Regions from separate parts of the Homo sapiens genome. Here region 2 is linked to region 1. A link is an interaction called in ENCODE POLR2A ChIA-PET data of the cell type or tissue named here. Cell type or tissue: CD4-positive, alpha-beta T cell. All regions are shown on one strand. Links, peaks and the distances in the headings refer to the core of each region. The heading gives the core; the rest is flanking DNA. Region 1 overlaps TRANK1 (tetratricopeptide repeat and ankyrin repeat containing 1). Region 2 has its middle 14 kb from the start of TRANK1.

Region 1 (9,472 bases), core at 1,006-9,005:
TCCCACATTTGTACCCCTTTCCCCAAGAAAAAAAGAAAAAAACAAAACAAAACACATTGAAGTCCCCAGGATATATTCTGACTTTGGATTTTTATCCTTGACTGTCTGTGGCACCCTTCCTGCGGGGAAGAGGAAAGAGTCACTTTTAAGAGAGAGAGAAAGAAAGAGAGGAGAGGAGAGGAGAGAAAGAAAGAGAGGAGAGGAGAGGAGAGGAGAGGAGAGAAACAAAGCAAGAAAAAGAAAGCAAGCAAGAAAGTAAGTGAGCAAGCAAGCAAGCAAGCAAGCAAACAGGCAAGAAAGAAAGATAGATAGAAAGATAGAAGGAAAAGGACGGTCATGGTGGCTCAAGCCTGTAATCCCAGCACTTTGGGACACGAGGCGGCCGGATCACTTGAGGTCAGGAGTTCGAGACCAGTCTGGCCAACATGGGGAAACCCTATTTCTACTAAATATAGAAAGTTAGCTGGGCATGGTGGGATTACAGGGCGCACGCCTGTAATCCCAGCTACTCAGGAAGCTGAAGCAGGAGAATGGCTTGAATTCGAGAGATGGAGGTTGCAGTGAGCCAAGATTGCGCCACTGCACTCCAGCCTGGGTGACAGAGTGAGACTCCATCACACACACACACACACACACACACACACACAAAAGAGACATACTCTTTCTAGCTTCAACTTGGATCTACTGCTACTGCCAGCATTCCCGAGTTAATCTTGGATCATTGACTGCTTTTGGGCTCTTTTGGCAACCCTAAACAAAAAAAGCAAGCAAGCAAACAAAAAACCCCAAAAAAATAAAATAAAAAAGTAAACAAATTTGTTGTCAAGAATTCAAGCAGTACCCAGATAATGTATGAAGGGAAAGCCATCCTCTCTGCCCATTTCAGTAATAACCCCTCCATAGGCCATCTGTGTTGCCAGTCTTTGCTGTAATCCTGTATGTCAGTTACAGAACTTCATGTGTATACGTATACACAATGAGTCATAAAACCCACAACCACCTGGATCTGCTCTGTTTCAGACTTGCTTGTTTCAAAATCTACTCAGTGCATTTGCATTTTTCTTGCATCTTCTTCCTCATATGTAGCTCAGCAGCCTGTGACAGCTTCCAACAACTAGAGTTTGAATTCTCATAGAGACATAGTGAAAATTTCTGAAAGCCAGCCAGGCAGCTGTGCAATTGTCCTTAAGTATTTTGTAGCTTTTACACCATTAACGAAACTGAAAGTGCAGGGTAGAGTGCTCAGTGCCAGCCAAAATATAAGATACCCTAGTGATTTTACTGGGTGCTGATCTTTTAGCCTCTGTCTTGGCCCTTCAGAGTGTAGTTTGGCTCTTAAAGTGAGGCCACCTAGGTTGGAATTCTCACATTACCAATTTCAGTGTGACTGTGGCAAGTGGTAAGTGGCTTAACCTGTCTTTGCTTCACTTTCCTTATGTGCAAAATAGAGATAGAGTCACGCTGACCTTATAGCACTTTTTTTTTTTTTTGACAGAGTCTCACTCTGTTGCCCAGGCTGGAATGCAGTGGCTTGATCTCAGCTCACTACAACCTGCATCTCCTGGGCTTAAGTGATTCTCGTGCCTCAGCTTCCTGAGTAGCTGGGGCTATAGGCATGCACTACCATGCCTGGCTAATTTTTGTATATTTTTAGTAGAGATGGGGGTTTCACCATGTTGGCCAGGCTGGTCTCGAACTCCTGACCTCAGCTAATCTGCCTGCTTCGGCCTCCCAAAATGTTGGGTTTACAGGCGTGAGCCACTGTGCCTGGCCGAGGCTTCTTATAAGAATGAAAAGACACAATGATGTAAAGCACATAGTAGGTACTTAGCAGATATTAGCTATGAAGAATATTGTCATTATGGTAAATTATTACCACTTTTATTTAATAATTTCATCTTATAAATAAATCATCAGTTGGTCAGTTTTTTCTTTTTTTTAAAGACCCAACAACGGAGCCATCTGTATTCTATTGTAGAGATATAAAGCATTCTTCCGTGTAATGAGAATGTAACTCTCAATGAATCCTATTAGGAAGAAAAAAGCCTTCTGTATGGTTGGCATTCCTTCTTTCACCTTTGATGTGATTGTATCAATAAAAAGCAGAAACATAGGTGGGTGAATACATTTGTTGTTGCTCACATAACATTAAGAGCTGACTTGGTTTCTAGAGAACTATGAAAAATAATATTGAAATGAAGAGTTTTTTTTTTGTATTTGTAAATACAATGGAAATACCTTGTGTTTGAATTCTTCAGTTAAACCCTTAAAGAGTCTGTTTGATAACATTTATGGTCTGATTAGTAAGAGGGTACATCGTAGAGTGATTGGAAATTCAGAAAATCAAGGAAGAAAATTAAAATTCTGTCAAATCCCAAAGGCGTGGCTTTTAACATTTTGGCATATTTTCAATACATTTTATGTATTTAAAACAATTTGGGATTATATGCCTTTTCAACCTTATAGGCCTATATTTTTCATTTACTAACTTGCTCTGTCATTAAATGTTCTTTTACAATATGCCTTTTCAACCGTATAGGCCTGTATTTTTCATTTACTAACTTGCTCTGTCATTAAATGTTCTTTTACAACACGATTTTTTTTTTTCCAGATGGAGTTAGCGCTTGTCACCCAGGCTGGAGTGCAGTGGCGTGATCTTGGCTCACTGCAACCTCTGCCTTCCGGGTTCAAGCAATTCTCCTGCCTCAGTCTCCCAAGAAGCTGCGATTACAGGTGCTCACCACTATGCCTGGCTAATTTCTGCAGTTTTAGTAAAGACGGGGTTTCACCATGTTGGCCGGGCTGGTCTCGAACTCCTGGCCTCAGGTGATCCGCCCGCCTCAGCTGATCAGCCTCCTAAAGTGCTGGGATTACAGGCATGAGCCAGCGCACTGGGTCTTTTGCAACATGATTTTATTTTATTTTATTTTATTTTTTGGAGATAGAGTCTCACTCTGTCACCCAGGCTGGAGTGTAGTGGTGTGATCTTGGCTCACTGCAACCTCTCCCTCCTGGGTTCAAGCGATTCTCCTGCCTCAGCCTCCCGAGTAGCTGGGATTACAGGTGCGTGCCACCGCACCTGTCTGATTTTTGTATTTTTAGAAGACATGGCGTTTCATCATGTTGGCCAGGCTGGACTCGAACTCCTGACCTCAGGTGGTCTGCCCGCCTCAGCCTCCCAAAGTGCTGGGATTACAGGTGTGAGCCACTGTGCCCAGCCACAACATGATTTTAAAAATAACTGTGTGTTGTTCTAACATACGGATCTTCTATAACTGATTTAAACCCATTATATATTATGGAACATTTAGAGTTATTTCCAAGTTTTCGAGGTGGTGAACATCCATGAGGCTAAACCTATTTATGATGTATTCTATTTCCTCTGTAAGCAGTGTCCCCAACATTTCGTGTCATTCTTTTAATTATTTTCCAATGATATTTTGTTGTTCAATTTTTGATTTACTTATGCACTAGTGAGGGTGATCCTATTTACCCACTTTTCATATATTTAGTAGCAATTACTTGGTGTTTCTTTGTGAATTGTTTCTTAGGACCCTTATACATTTTGGTGAGAATGTTGGTCTTTTCTTGCAGTGGAAAGCTATTTATAACGGAGGGATATGAACTCTTTGTCAGTTATTGCAACAATTTTCTTGTTTCAGTTGTTTGACCATGGCCAGCTTAAAGAATATTTATTGGACAAATGGCCGACAATATTTGAAAGAAAAGCATACTTTATTCCCTAGTACATAGCTCTTTACATTTTTTCATGTTCTTCTTAGTCATCTCTGTGTAAATAGTAGTCATATAATTTAGAGATTACTACATGAAAAGCATAGGTAGAGTTCAGTATTCTGACTTAAGAGTCATGTGTCTCATTCTGTTAAAGCTCTGCTTAAGAAGTGGAGTACAGTTCAAAAACCCCATTCCCAAGAAGTCAAATTGTTTAAAATAAATCACCACTTATGTGTGCTTGGGTCTGTTTCCCCCTCTGACCCCTTACTTGGATTTAAAATGATAAAATTAATAATTACTGTCTCTCCAAGAATTGTGTTGGTCATCAAGACACCTAAGAAATTTTATGACCCCATAGGTACATGTCATCTGTGAACACCTGAAACTGTCCACATATTTAAGACCTACCCTACCCTACCAATTTGCCTTTCCCTCTGCCATCTTGAGAGGAAGCAATACTAAAGGACCTCTTCTCTGACCCCCACCTTTTCCCTGTCTCCTTGGCAGCTGCTTCTTAAGATCTTCCTGGGTGCTCTCCTCTCCTGCCTTTGTTCAGCACACTTACCAAGGCCCCCCATGTGGTCAGGGCTGCCAGGCAGTTCTCTCCAACCACCCAGGCCACACTGGAGAAAATCAGTAATGTGCGTCTTCTCTGGGTCTGGCATTCAATTGTTACACCACAGATATTTAAGTACCCCTTATGTTCAAGGCCATACGGCTACAAAACTTAACAAAATAGGGGTTTGACCTGAAAGAGGCAAATACCCTTGGGGGACACAGACAAGTAGGCAGGCAATGGCTGTCTCAGGGACAAATATTTCAAGGCTTATTTTATAGTGTTTTAAGAAAGGAGGGGGACAGGAGAGACAGTGGTTGTGTCTCTGTGTCCTAGCCACTTGCATACTGAGGCCTTCACCTGCCCTCCCTGTTCCATCTGCTAAGAGAGTGGAAGTACTATCAGCTGAGTTTTTACCAATACGTGATGTGGTACAGTGGTCAAGAGCAGAAACTAGAAATTGGTCAGATCTGGGGTCAGAAATGGGAAATGCCATCAGCAGATTTTTAGGCAAGTGACTTGAACCTCTGAGCCTCAGTTTCCTCATCTGAACAGTGGGGACAATGCCTTCCTGTGGGCTGTGATGATGGGTAAATGAGATTAATAATAATGCCAGTTACAGGGATAGCACTCACTACCTGCCAGGTTTATGTTGTCTCATGCATGGAAGCAGCCTCCTCCAGATCATTAATGCTGAATAAATGGAATTGGTCTGGCCACCCTTGAGAACAGAAAAGAACTGACAAAGAAATAGTCTTGTCAGACACTCTGCCTGGTTTCCTGGTGGTGAGAGGTGTTGCCAAGATGTGCCCTTTGAAGGTGGGTGGGGCCATAGTGAGCGAACTCCTTCTCCAGATTTCAGCAATGCAGACCGGAAGGTGAACATGCCCTGCACGGGTCTGGCAGCAAGCGTCTCCCCCGTCTCCTCACAGGATGGACCTGACAGCTTACGCTGAGCTGCTGAAAGAATCCGGCAACCAGGTTCTTAAGAATGGGAACTTCTCTTTGGCCATCAGAAAGTACGATGAAGCCATCCAGATTCTCCTGCAGTTATACCAGTGGGGGTAAGTGTTTGCATTTTCACCTCATCTTTTCTTTTTCAGTACATGGGACTCTGTTCCTTATGATTTCTTTTCATTTCTTATCATTCCACCCTGTTTCTGTTTTCTTTATTGCTCACTTCCTATTTATCTTCTCTGCATTGTCAGCTTAGAAGTGAACAGGGATTGTGTAAGAAGGGAAATAGAAAGTGAAACATAGAGGACTGTTGATAAACATAACAAAACTTCCCGTTCTGGCTGGCTAGGGGTCAGATTTAATGGGATGGCTGAAGTCTTCGAACAAACCTCTTCGTTGTCATTCATTTCATCTTCTTTATTATCTATGCCATTTACTCCGTGGCCACAGCGCACACCCCGCCGGGCACTAAGGTTCACTTTCTCTTTCCTTGCCCCTTCAGCTTCTTACAGACCTGTTCTCAAACATTGTAGTATCACAACATGCTTAAACATTGCTGAGGACCCTAAAGAGCTTCTTCTGTTTATGTAGGCTGTAGCTGTCAATACAGTATGGTAGAACTTAAAACTGATAAAAAAATAAAATATGTATTTATTTAAAAATATTGGCCGGGTGCGGTGGCTCATGCCTGTAATCCCAGCACTTTGGGAGGCCGAGGTGGGCAGATCACGAGGTCAGGAGATCGAGACCATCCTGGCTAACAGGGTGAAACCCCATCTCTATTAAAAATACAACAGATTAGCCGGGTGTGGTGGTGGGCACCTGTAGTCCCAGCTACTCCGGAGGGTGAGGCAGGAGAATAGCGTGAACCCGGGAGGTGGAGCTTGCAGTGAGCCGAGATTACGCCACTGCACTCCATCCTGGGCGACAGAGCCAGACTCCGTCTCAAAAAAAAAAAAAAAAAAAAAAATCAATAAATTTGCTGGGTAGAGTGGCTCAAACCTGTAATCCCAGCACTTTGGGAGGCCGAGGCGGTCAGATCACCTGACTTCAGGAGTTCAAGACCAGCCTGGCCAACATGGTGAAACCCCATCTCTACTAAAAATACAAAATTAGCTGGGCGTAGTGGCGCACGCCTGTAATCCCAGCTACTTGGGAGGCTGAGGCAGGAGAATCGCTTGATCGTGGGAGGCAGATGTTACAGCGAGCCGAGATCGTGCCATTGAACTCTGGCCTCGGTGACAAGAGTGAAACTCTGTCTCAAAAATAAATAAATAAATATATCAGTAAATCTATTACATGTTGTATTTTTAAAGTATATTTTCCAAAACAAAAACTTGTACATTTTTGTAAATCTCCTTCTTAATGTCTTGTCTCCACAGAAGACAGCTGGCTTCTTACATCTGTATTCAGTCTGTTGCAATATCACATGTCATATGGCTTCTGGAAAACTCCCTGTGTGAGTGTGAGGGAATGAGTATGAACAAGGCACATTATGTCTTAATTATTGTATTAGTTTCCTGTTGCTGCTGTAGCAAGTTACCACCAATTTAGGGCTTAAAGCAATACAAATTTTTTCTCTTGCAATTCTGAAGATCAGAAGTTCTAAATGAGTCTAATGGGGCTAAAATCAAGGTGTTAGCAGGGCTGGTTCTTTGTGGAGGCTCTGAGGGGGAGAAGGCACTTCCTTGCCTTTCTCAGCTTTGAGTGGCGGTGTGTATTCTTTGGCTTGTGGCTCCTTCCTTTATCTTCAAAGCTTATCATTCCAATCTCTGCTTCTGTCATCACCTTGCCTTCTCCTCAGCTGTGCTTCTGTCTCCCTCTGTCTCTCTCGATCATAGGGACCCTTGTGATTTTATCATAATTCAGGATAATCTCCTATTCCTAAAATCCTTAAATTGATCACATCTGCTACATCATTTGTTAATCACAAAAGTTTGTCTTTTTCCATAAAAAGAACAGTATTTGGGGGCCATTATTCAGCTTACCACAACTGTGAAAGTATTTTCACCTTGTGGATCACCTGCAGTGGCCTTGAGGGTCCCCAGAAGTTCCCAGATCATCCTTTTGGAACAGCTGCAGTAGAGCGAGCAGATGTTGGCATCTGTAGGGTGCACACAACCTAAACTTGTGCTAGGAAATGGCACCAAATTAAATTACTGAAACACGGCTCCACCTCCCCCTCCCATCTCCTTGATGTCTACACTCTAGTTGAGGTTGAGTTGAGTGTAATTAGCTTGTGTCTGTAGTTTCTGCAGTTCTGCCTTGTCCTGGTACATATCAGAATTGTGTCAGAGCTGGGTCTAGAGATCCTCGATCAAGGCAAACATTCAGCTTTCTTAGAAAGAGGTAGTATTGTGTAGTGTTTATGGTTGTAGACTGACCCCACACTATGTGTGTTCAAAGCTCAGCTCCACCACTTACTGTGTGACCCCTACTGGGACTTCTGCCTGGACCCTCATGTTGCCTTTTGTGGGACCTTCCTGACACTGTTCCCCTTGCCCATCACCTGCTGCTGGCCTTCCTGCCACAGCTAGCTAACACTGAGACTCAGGTGCATGTGATTTACAGCGTACTTGCAGGAGAAAGGGGACTGAGGGAGGCAGGATGGCACAAGGAAGGCTCTAAGCAGGGATGGTGTCTAAACCAAGCAAGATTTGCCTGATCCCATAGGCAGCTCTGGAGCATGAATCATACTGCAGAGCTGGTTCCATCTTGAGGCAAGGAGGTTAACCTTTTGATTCTCATATCAGTCAGTCACTGGTTTTAGGCTGTCTGGCTCCCGGCAGTCATCCTAGGGAGTGGGCTATATTAGTCTGCTTGCGCTACCATAACAAAATAGCACAGACTGGGTGGCTTAAACAACAGAAATTTATTTTTCAAAGTTCTACAGGCTGGGAAGTCCAAGATCAAGCTGCCCCCTGTGAGGGCTGTCTTCCTGGCTTGTAGATGGTTGCCTTCTCACTGTGTTACGTGCAAAGAGGAGAGAGCAAGCTCTCCAGCGTCTCTTCTTATTCCATTGTGAGGACTCCACCCTCATGACCTCAGCTAAACATAATTACCTCCCAATGGTTCCATGTTCAAATATTGTCACATTGAGGGGTAGGGCTTCAACCCAGGGATTTTTTTTTTTTTTTTTGAGACAGAGTCTTGCTCTGTCTCCCAGGCTAGAGTGCAACGGCACGATCTCGGCTCACTGCAAGCTCCGCCGCCTCCCGGGTTCACGCCATTCTCCTGCCTCAGCCTCCCGAGTAGCTGGGACTACAGGCACCTGCCACCACGCCCGGCTAATTTTTTGTATTTTTAGTAGAGATGGGGTTTCACCGTGTTAGCCGGGATGGTCTCGATCTCCTGACCTCGTGATCCGCCCGCTCGGCCTCCTAAAGTGCTGGGATTACAGGCATGAGCCACTGTGCCCGGCCTACCCAGGGATTTTTTTTTTTTTGGCAGTTGGGGATGGGGGAAGTTCAGTCCCTAGTATGGGTGTAACTTCCTGGGGAGAGGGTAGCTCTCATTAGGCTGAGGATAAATCTCTGGAGAACAGGGTGCTGAGAACCTCTAGCTGCAGCCAACAGACATTGCAGCTGGGAATGGCTGCACTGGCCAGAGTGTCTGGGATGGACACCATGGCATCTCTTACACTTGCGGTCACTGCTCCCTTGCTGATCCCTCACTGCCTGACCCCACTGCCTCCTGTGTGCTTCTGGGGCCTCATCCCTTCACCTAGAGGGAATGTTGGGCCATGAAAGAAGCCAGACACAAAACATCGAGGGTGGGGACAGTAATGGAGGTGATTTTTCCTTTGTTTATTAATATTTTTGTGCTTGTCTGCATTATCTACAGTGATTTTTGTATTATTCTACAGTGATTTGTATTATTTTTACGATTAAGATTTTTTTTTTTCTTTTTTTGAGACGGAGTCTTGCTGTGTTGCCAGGCTGGAGTGCAGTGGTGCGATCTTGGCTCACTGAAATCTCCTCCTCCTGGGTTCAAACGATTCTCCTGCCTCAGCCTGCCATGTAGCTGGGACTACAGGTGCACCCCACCACACCCAGATAATTTTTTTGTATTTTAGTAGAGATGGGGTTTCACCATGTTGGCCAGGATGGTCTCGAACTCCTCGCCTCGGCCTCGGCCTCCCGAAGTGCTGCGATTACAGGCATGAGCCACTGCGCCTGGCCTATTTAATATCTTAATTATGTAATCCCAGCACTTTGGGAAGCT
Region 2 (9,472 bases), core at 835-8,834, 50 kb before region 1:
GTTGAACCTGGGAGACAGGTTGCAGTGAGCCGAGATCACGCCACTGAACTTCAGCCTGGGTGACAGAGTGAGATCCTGTCTCAAAAAAAAAAAAAAAAATCATAGAGACAGAATGCAGATTGATGGTTGTCAATGGCGGAGGGGAGAGGGAATGGAAGGAACAGCTTAAGGGGTTTATCGTAGAGTGATGGAAATGCTTTAGAGCTAGGTAGAGGTAGTGGTTGCCTAACACGGTGAATGTATTGAATGCCACTGAATTGTTTATTTTAAAATGGTTAGGGCCGGGTGCGGTGGCTCACGCCTGTAATCCCAGCACTTTGGGAGGCCAAGGCGGGCAGATCACTTGAGGTCAGGAGTTCCAGACCAGCCTGGCCAGTATGGCGAAACCCCATCTCTACTAAAAATACAAAAACTTAGCTGGGTGTAGTGGCGCACGACTATAATCCCAGCTACTTGGGAGGCTGAGGCAGGGAATTGCTTGAACCCAGGAGGCAGAGGTTGCAGTGAGCTGACATCATGCCACTGCACTCCAGCCTGGGTAACAGAGCAAGACTCTGTCTCAAAAATAAATAAATAAATAAATAAATAAATAAATAAATAAATAAAATAAAATGGTTCGGCTGGGCCACGTGTGGTGGCTCATGCCTATAATCCCAGCAATTTGGGAGGCCGAAGGGGTGGATCACCTGAGGTCAGGAGTTCAAGACCCGCCCCGCCAACACAGTGAAACCCTGTCTCTACTAAAAATACAAATATTAGACTCCCTGTAGCCTCAGTTACTTAGGAGGCTGAGGCAGGAGAATTGCTTGAACCCAGGAGGTGGAGGTTGCAGTGAGCTGACATCAAGCCAATGCACTCCAGCCTGGGCAACAGAGCAAGACTCCATCTTAAAAATTAATAAAAATAAAATAAAATAAAATGGTTAGGCCAGCACGGTGGCTCACACCTGTAATCCCAGCAATTTGGGAGGCTGAGGTGGGTGGATCACCTGAGGTCAGAAGTTCGAGACCAGCCCAGTCAACATGGTGAAACCCCATCTCTACTAAAATTACAATAAATCAGCCAGGCATGGTGATGTGCACCTGTGATCCCAGCTACTCCAGAGGCTGAGGCATGAGAATCACTTGAACCCAGGAGGCAGAGGCTACAGTGAACCAGGACTGCGCCACCACCCTCTAGCCTGGGCGACAGAGTAAGACCTCTGTCTCAAAACAATAAATAAATAAATAAAATGGTTAATTTTAAGTTATGTGAATTTCACCTCGGTAAATTATTTTATTTATTTATTTATTTATTTACTTATTTATTTATTGAGATGGAGTCTTGCTCTGTCGCCAGGCTGGAGTGCTGTGGCGTGATCTCGGCTCACTGCAACCTCCAACTCCCTGATTCAAGCGATTCTCCTGCCTCAGCCTCCTGAGTAGCTGGGATTACAGGCACATACCACCACACCCAGCTAATTTTGTTTGAATTTTTAGTAGAGATGGGGTTTCACCATGTTGGCCAGGCTGGTCTCGATCTCCTGACCTCATGATCCGACCACCTCGGCCTCCTAAAGTGCTGAGATTACAGGCGTGAGCCACTGCGCCCAGCCAATAAATTATTTTTAAAAATATTATCTTAGGTCAGGAGGAGTGGCTCACACCTGTAATCCCAGCACTTTGGGAGGCCAAGGCAGGTGGATCACCTGAGGTCAGGAGTTCATGACCAGCCTGGACAACATGGCAAAATCCTGTCTGTACTAAAAATATAAAAAATAGGGCCAGGCACAGTGGCTCACGCCTGTAATCCCAGCATTTTGGGAGGCTGAGGCAGGCGGAACACCTGAGGTCGGGAGTTCAAGACCAGCCTGACCCACATGAAGAAACCCCATCTCTACTAAAAATACAAAATTAGCAGGGCGTAGTGGCACATGCCTGCAATTCCAGCTCCTTGGGAGGCTGAGGTAGGAGAATGGCTTGAACCCAGGAGGCAAAAGTTGCAGTGAGCCAAGATCACGCCATTGCACTCCAGCCTGGGCAACAAGAGTGAAACTCAGTCTAAAAAAAAAAAAAAAAAAAAATATATATATATATATATATATATATGTATAAAAATTAGCTGGGTGTGGTGGTGTATGCTTGTAGTCCCAGCTACCCAGGAGGCTGAGGCATGAGAATCGCTTGAACCCGGGAGGCAGAGGTTGCAGCGAGCCGAGATCGTGCCACCGCACTACAGCCTGGGGGATAGAACAAGACTCTGTCTCCAAAAAATAAAAATAAGAAATATAATAAAATTTTATCTTGGTCTATTAAGGCTGCTGTAACAAAATACCGTAGACTGGGTAATTTGTAAATAATAGAAATTTAAGGCTGGGCACGGTGGCTCATGCCTGTAATCCCAACACTTTGGGAGGCTGAGGCGGGTGGATCACCTGAGGTCAGGAGTTTGAGACCAGCCTGGCCAACATGACAAAACCCTGTCCCTACTAAAAATACAAAATTAGCTGGGTATGGTGGTGCATGCCTGTAATTCCAGCTACTCGGGAGGCTGAGGCAGGAGAATCACCTAAGCCTGGGAGGCAGAGGTTGCTGTCAGCCGAGATTGTACCGCTGAACTCCAGCCTGGATGACAGAGCAAGACTACGTCTCAATACATACATACATAAAAATAAATAGAAATTGATTTCTCACAGTTCTGGAGGTTGGGAAGTCCAAGATCAAGGCACCAGCAGGTTTGGTGTCTGGTGATGGCTTGCTCTCTGCTTCATCAATGGCACCTCTTTGCTACATCCTCACATGGTGGAAATGTAGAAGGGCAAAGAGGACTAACAGACTCCCTCAAACCCTTCTATAAGGCTAATCCCTCATGGATGGGATTAGTCATGACCCAATCACCTCGTAAAGGCCCTGCCTCTTACTACTATTGCATTGGAGATTTTCAATATGAATTTTGGAGGGACACAAACATTCAAACCATATCAAATGAATATCCAAGTACCTTATTTTCCTTGGAGTGGTTGTAAATGGTACTGCATTTTGTTGTTGTTGTTTTTGTTTGTTCGTTTTTGTTTTGAGACAGGGTCTTGCTCTGTTGCCCAGGCTGGAGTGCAGTGGCACAATCTTAGCCCACTGCAGCCTCGACTTCCTGGGCTCAAGCTCTCCTCTCACCTCAGGCTTCTGAGTAGCTGGAACTACAGGCACACGCCACCATGCCAGTGAATTTTTGTATTTTTTGTAGAGACAGGGTTTCGTCATGTTGCCCAGGCTAGTGTTGAACTCCTGACCTCAAGTGTTTCACCTGCTTAGGCCTCCCAAAGTGCTTGGATTATAGATGTAAGCCACCGTGACCAGTGGTTCTGTGGACCAGTGGTTCTGTGTTTGAAAGTATGGGTTTTTTTTTTCTTTTTTTTTTTTTTTTTGAGACGGAGTTTCACTCTTTCGCCCAGGCTGGAGTGCAGTGGCATGAGCTCGACTAGTGCAACCTCCTCCTTCCGGTTTCAAGCGATTCTCCTGCCTCAGCCTCCAGAGTAGCTGGGATTGCAGGTGCCCGCCACCAAGCCTGGCTAATTTTTGTAATTTTTTTCTGTTTCCAAGACCATCTCTATTACTTCTGGGGACATATTTTTTATGTTTATTTATCTTTGTCTTTCATGAATAGTTTTTCCTCAAATATGTGGAGTCCCTTGGTTGACTAATCATATCTAACAATGAAGAGACAGGGAGGCTGAATGAGCTGGCTCTGCACACATTAAGCTAGTTGAATGGGTTTAATTGGCAAGGAGATGGGGAGGGAGCCAAATGCCATAAAGAGAAGGGCTTTACTCGGCACATACCTCTTTTCTAGCTGGCATATTGCCACCATGAAGGCCGAATCTTCCTGAGTGAAGCTCTGGAAACACTGTGTCTGAATCCCACACTTTTCATTACATGAGCCAGTACATCTCCATTTAAGCTAATTTGAGTCAAGTTCTCTTTTACTTAAAACCAAAAGCATTTTAACCTGCTTTAAATTTCCTTCACTTAACCTGAAATACATCTCTTTCCATATCAGATAGTGTCCAACAATTCCTTATGGCTAATGGTCCATGGAGAGTAAAAACAAAGCCAGATCTTTTGTTTTGTTTTTTCAAAAAAAAAAAACAAAAAAACAAAAAAACAGAGTTTTGCTCTGTCGCCCAGGCTGGAGTGCAGTAGTGCAATCTTGGCTCACTGCAACCTCCGCTGCCTGGGTTCAAGTGATTCTTCTGCCTTCTGAGTAGCTGGGATTATAGGCATGCACCACCACTGCTGGCTATTTTTATATTTTTAGTAGAGACGAGGTTTGGCCATGTTGGCCAGGCTGGTCTCGAACTCCTGACCTCAAGTGATCCGCCCGCCTTGGTCTCCCAAAGTGTTGGGATTACAGGCGTGAGCCATCGCACCTGGCCAGGATAGTTATTTTGAATTGTTTGCTAATCATTAATAGTCACTGTTTTAGGGCGGTGGAATTATGGGTGAAAAATTTCTACTCTCACTTTTCTGAAAAAGTGATAAAATGTTTTTGGAACTTTAAAAAACAAACGTGCTATATCATCTTTATATAAGTCCACTAAGCAGAGATTTTTTTAAAGCACCTGCAGTATGTAAGGCCCTATGGAGGAAGCAAAGTTGAATAAACCTCTGTTCCTAAAGAGGAGGAAAACACAGAAGGAATACACATGAAGGAGGGAGGGCCTGGTTGATTGTGAACTGAGTTGCGTATGGTCTTCTTTGCTTGACCCCAGCTAATGTAAAGATAAATCTCTGTATGATATTTAGATGTCATTAAAGTTGGATCTGTAAACGTGCTGAGCTTGAGAACAATTTCCATCCACTTATGTTAAGGTAAAATGTGAGCCTGCCAGTAAGTCATGTAGCTGCACACTCCCACCGCACGGTGGCGGCATACCTAAATGGAAGGAGCAGCTCCTAGTGTAAAGTCTCTGCAGGACTGAAGCTAGGGAAAAGAAGCAACAGTGATATCACCATAGGAAACAAACACCTTTACAAGTGTGGCAGTGGTTCAAGATGGCTGTCAGCAGAGTCCTCGAAGCACTTTCTTATTCTTATCCCACCACCTCAGTTGTCCCTACACAACTGTCTCCTCACAGTTCCCCTTTAAGAATACTTTATTATAATTATTTTATTTCATTTGTTGTCTTACTTGCCACCCCTACCGTTCTCGCTGTCAGAGACCACCGCAGGCTTTCTGACCTTTGGGACTTTAGTTTCATTTCCAGACTGTTCTTCCTTTTTCCTCCCCTTACCTATGAGAATTAGTTTCCCAGTTCAAATGCAAATTCCTTAGCCATCCTGCTGAAAATTGTTTTCCTCCACTCCTAAGCTCTTATGATGATAAACTTATTGTCATGAATACTAATTTGTAATTATATCTAGTAGCTTCCTGACATTGGTTTAATTACTGATCTGTGCTGTTTATTCATTCATTCCACAAGCATTGTGTCAGTAAAGTGCCAGGGAGCTGGGAACACAGAATGAACAAGATAAAATCCTAGACTTTGAGGTGCTCACCCTCTAGTGACAGATGACAGACAGTTATAAAATGATGTGATAAGGGCTGTAATAGAGGCATGAATAAGGAGTATTGAGCAGGGAGTGGTGAAAATGGGGAGGCTGGGCTGTCTATCTGGGAAAGTCCAGGTTTACACATGGGAGGTGATGATAAAGATGAGTCATGAAGGTCTCATCACAAGTTTTGGAGTTTGCCAGATAGAAGGAGGTGGGAATGTCATATCAGGCCACAAAAATAACAATTCATGAAAATACCACTAGTTCTTCAAACTGGAGTTCAGTAAGTTCAGGGCAAACCAGGTGTAGGATAGCTTCAGGCTTCCTCAGCTTGCCAACTAGATCTGATAGAGGTAGTTGGTTTTATTTGTGGTAATAAACTTGCCAAACTCTCTGGCTTGTCTGTGGCTGAGTTTTATTTGGTAGACACTGTGTCGAAATTTTGAATTAGTTGAACAGGAACTTTCACATAATTAAATCAAGTTTTCCAGTTTCTATCAGAAAATCAAAAGTTTTTTGACATCAAGCCCACCATCTCCATGGCAACAATTAGCTGGAGCCACTTTAGAAGGAGTCTGGCTGTCCCAGTTTGCTGTAGACCTTACCTCTCCCGGGCACTTATACCTACCTGGCCAGACACATTTAGTTGTGATATTTGCCTGACCTCTGTAGACAGCTGAATGTGACCTCTGTTTTGAGACATCTGGGGGCCCCAGTTACAGGAGTAAGCCAGGATTCTTTTTTTTTTCTTATTATACTTTAAGTTGTAGGGTGCATGTGCACAATGTGCAGGTTTGTTACATATGTATACAAGTGCCATGTTGGTGTGCTGCACCCATTAACTTGTCATTTACATTAAGTATATCTCCTAATGCTTTCCCTCCTCCCTCCCCCCATAAGTCAGGATTCTTAAGAAATCTGGTGCAGATCCCCTTTGTGGAGGTGATAATGAAGGGGAAGAAGGAAGGGGGAGCAGGAGTTGACCCAGCTGCTGAGGTTGGTTGTGTAGAGCGCCACCCAGAGGGGGATGGGTCAGAGCACAAAAAGAGAAACAGGCAGTAGTCCCTGTGGCTGGGGCCTACAGGAGGAACAGAGTGATGCATGAAGATGCCCAGGACCTATTCCTTGGACATTAATCCTGACCTGTGGGGGTAAGAGTGATAGGTCCACCCCTGACTGTCCTGGGAGCTGGGGCAAGAGTTCAAATGGAGATCCAGAGCCCATAGCCTGCTCCCTTTCTCTTCATATCCTCACCTCTGTCCCATAGAATAAAGTACACATGTGTGTGGACACCCGAGGCCATAAATCCAAGTTCTGTCCACAGCTTCCCTAGTTGCTGGCAAATAGCTGGCCCTTGGTCAATCGTTGAACCTGGGGGTATGTGCACTGCTACGTGGCCCACTCTCAGAAAGATAGACACAAGAACCAGGCCTGACCAGACTCTTAAACAAGTCTCAGAGCTGTTTTGGCAGGAAATTTTGGGGTCTAGGTACCCCAAATGTGTTCTAGAAGCTAGGTGTGGACTCTAGATGGGCACATCCCCTTGGGCTGGTAGACTCCTCATCCCCTATGGAGGGGCATAGTCAGAAGAGAGCCAGAGTCCTAGAGCCTTATAAATTCGAGGGCAAGGGCTGAAATATTGTCAGGAACAGGGATGCACTTGGGTTACTATGGGTAATGGGGTCTGCATTAGTGTGCTAGGCCTACTGTAACAGAGTACCACAAATGGGTGGCTTCAAACAACAGATACTTATTCTCTCACAGTTCTGGAGGCTAGACGTCCAAAATTAAGGTGTTGTCAGGATTCATTCTTTCTGAGGGCTCTGAGGGAGAATCTATTCCACACCTCTCTCCTGGCTTCTGGCGACAGCTGGCAACGGTTGGCTTGCAGATACATCACTCTAATCTCTGCCTCCATCTTCATGTGGCATTCTCTGTTTCTCTGTGTCTGCACATGGCCATTTTCTTAAAAGGATACAAGTCATATTACATTAGGGGCTCCCCCTATTCCAGAATGACCTCATTTTAACTAATTATACCTGCAACAACCCTACTTGCAAATAAGGCCATATTCTGAAGTAGTGGGAGTGAAGACTTCAACATATCCTTACTGGGGGGCACAGTTCAGCCCACAAGAGAGTCTATCATCAAGTCCCAGGCACCGACAAGGGAAGTAGGACTCACAAGTGTGCAGAAACCACCTTGCAGCCAGGCCTCCTACAGCTTGGGAACAAGGTGGATGATCCCCCAGGACAGCTTGGTTCTCCTTGACTCTTTCTTTCTTTCTTTTTTTTAAACGTGTTCTTACTCTGTCACCCAGGCTGGAGTGCAGTGGCATGATCTCAGTTCACTACAATCTCCACCTCAAGCGATCCTCCCCCCTCAGCCTCCTGAGTAGCTGGGAGCACAGGTGCATGCAACCACACCTGGCTAATTTTTTGTCTTTTTGTTAGAGACAGGGTTTCACCATGTTGCCCAGGCTGGCTCATTGACTTGTACTAATAGATTTACTGATCATCTAATAGCACGGCGCCCCAGTCCCTCCTCTTCAGCTTCAGTCACTCCTGCTGCTTTCCCAAGCAACTGCCTTCACTCTGTGTATCTCTTTCTCGACCTGATGACTTCAGCTGAATCTGGCCCTGTGGCCCCTGTAGCTGCTCTTTCATTGTTTTTCATCTTTTGCTCCCACTATCAGTTGCCCCTAACTTCCAGTTCAAACTGCTGAGAGATGGTCTGGTCCAGAAAATTGCTGTGGTCCCTGTTGGCATAGCTTTCTCACCAGTTTGCCTCAGGGGAAAATGGATAATCTGCATATTGTCTGCCCTAGGAATAGGTGCCTGCCCACTCAGGTCCAAGTAGCTGTGTCCCTGGTATCCATGGCCAGTTATCTCAGAGGAAGCAGCCTAGGTGGTTTATTAGCAGGTGGCTAAGGGCAGGACAGTTGCCCATTGCTCCCCCCAAGACAAGGTTTCCCAACCTTGGCATTACTGACATTTTGGGCTGAATAACTCATTGTTGTGGGGTACAGACCTGTCCGTTCTAGACTGTTTAGCAGCATCCCTGGCCACCACCTAACAGATGCCAGAAAAACCCTTTTCCCTTCCTGCAGAATTGTGACAATCAAAAATGTTTATAGACTTTGCTAAATATTCCCTAGGGGAAAAATCACCCTTGGTTGAGAACCACTGTTCTAAGGGTATGGGAGATACCAGAATTAGCCCATCCATGTGGGTGTAGTAGGTAGTCAGGACTGTGAATGTGAAGGCTACTGATTATATATCTACCCTCTCAGGGCTGACTCAGAGACTGAGAGAAGTAGCTTCTGCTAAGGGCAAGGGTCAGATAGAGCATTGATGGGTTCATAGATGAATGGCTGTGCTCATTCAAAATGGGGAAATCAAGACAGAGTAGTGTGTGTGTGTGTGTGTGTGTGTGTGTTGCAGCTGCATGGACTTGAGTGAGCATATTTATTGGTTTACTCTTTGTGTATGTATACATTTTTGAGAATGTGCAATTCCCTGTGTGGGCAAAGGTATCTGTGTGAGGGCATATATATATGTGTGTATCCAAGGTTGGACTGTAAATAGTCCATGCTGCCCCTCCTATGTTATCAGGATAGATTAGTGTCATATATGACACACCTCATTGGCATTCTCAGATTCTTACCCTTAGACAAGGTAAGAATCAGTTCCACTGAAGGTGAAATGGAAAACAACTTCTGCTGCAGTGTTTTTTGTTGTTGTTGTTGTTATTGTTGTTGTTGCTGTATAAACCTGTCTGTCTGTAAGCATATGTAATAGATAATGCTCCCAGTGGTCTCCAGTGACATTATCCTTGAGCATCAGAATCCAGGACTAAGCTCAGGGTCCAAGAGACACACAGCCAAGCCTATTCTGAACTTGTCTCTGTTTTCTAGTCTTAGCCTTTTGACCAAGTGGTTATAT

The links. Peaks named below come from ENCODE experiments on the same cell type or tissue, not always from the same donor. Only the 100,000 strongest peaks of a DNase experiment are listed, where the experiment ranks them.
Region 2: POLR2A ChIA-PET joins it to region 1 with 24 read pairs; 17 of 35 experiments call an interaction of 5 or more read pairs at or near these places.

The regions. Positions count from the first base shown.
Region 1 is chr3:36,904,206-36,913,677 of GRCh38, reverse strand. It overlaps TRANK1 (tetratricopeptide repeat and ankyrin repeat containing 1), which reads left to right. Exons shown (of 24, transcript NM_001329998.2): 2 at 5,224-5,355. Among named protein-coding and RNA genes, the nearest start is that of TRANK1, 36 kb to the left of the region's middle. RefSeq lists enhancers at 1,102-1,151, 5,235-5,384, 5,395-5,714, 5,735-5,784 and a silencer at 2,897-3,065. In CD4-positive, alpha-beta T cell, for the core only: no CTCF peak of the experiment used is centred there; DNase peaks (open chromatin) are centred at 5,127, 5,597 and 6,967; H3K4me3 peaks cover 4,087 bases; H3K27ac peaks cover 4,841 bases.
Region 2 is chr3:36,954,321-36,963,792 of GRCh38, reverse strand. No RefSeq gene overlaps it. Among named protein-coding and RNA genes, the nearest start is that of TRANK1, 14 kb to the right of the region's middle. RefSeq lists a cis regulatory region at 8,697-8,906. In CD4-positive, alpha-beta T cell, for the core only: CTCF peaks have their summits at 4,696 and 4,898; DNase peaks (open chromatin) are centred at 4,912 and 5,672.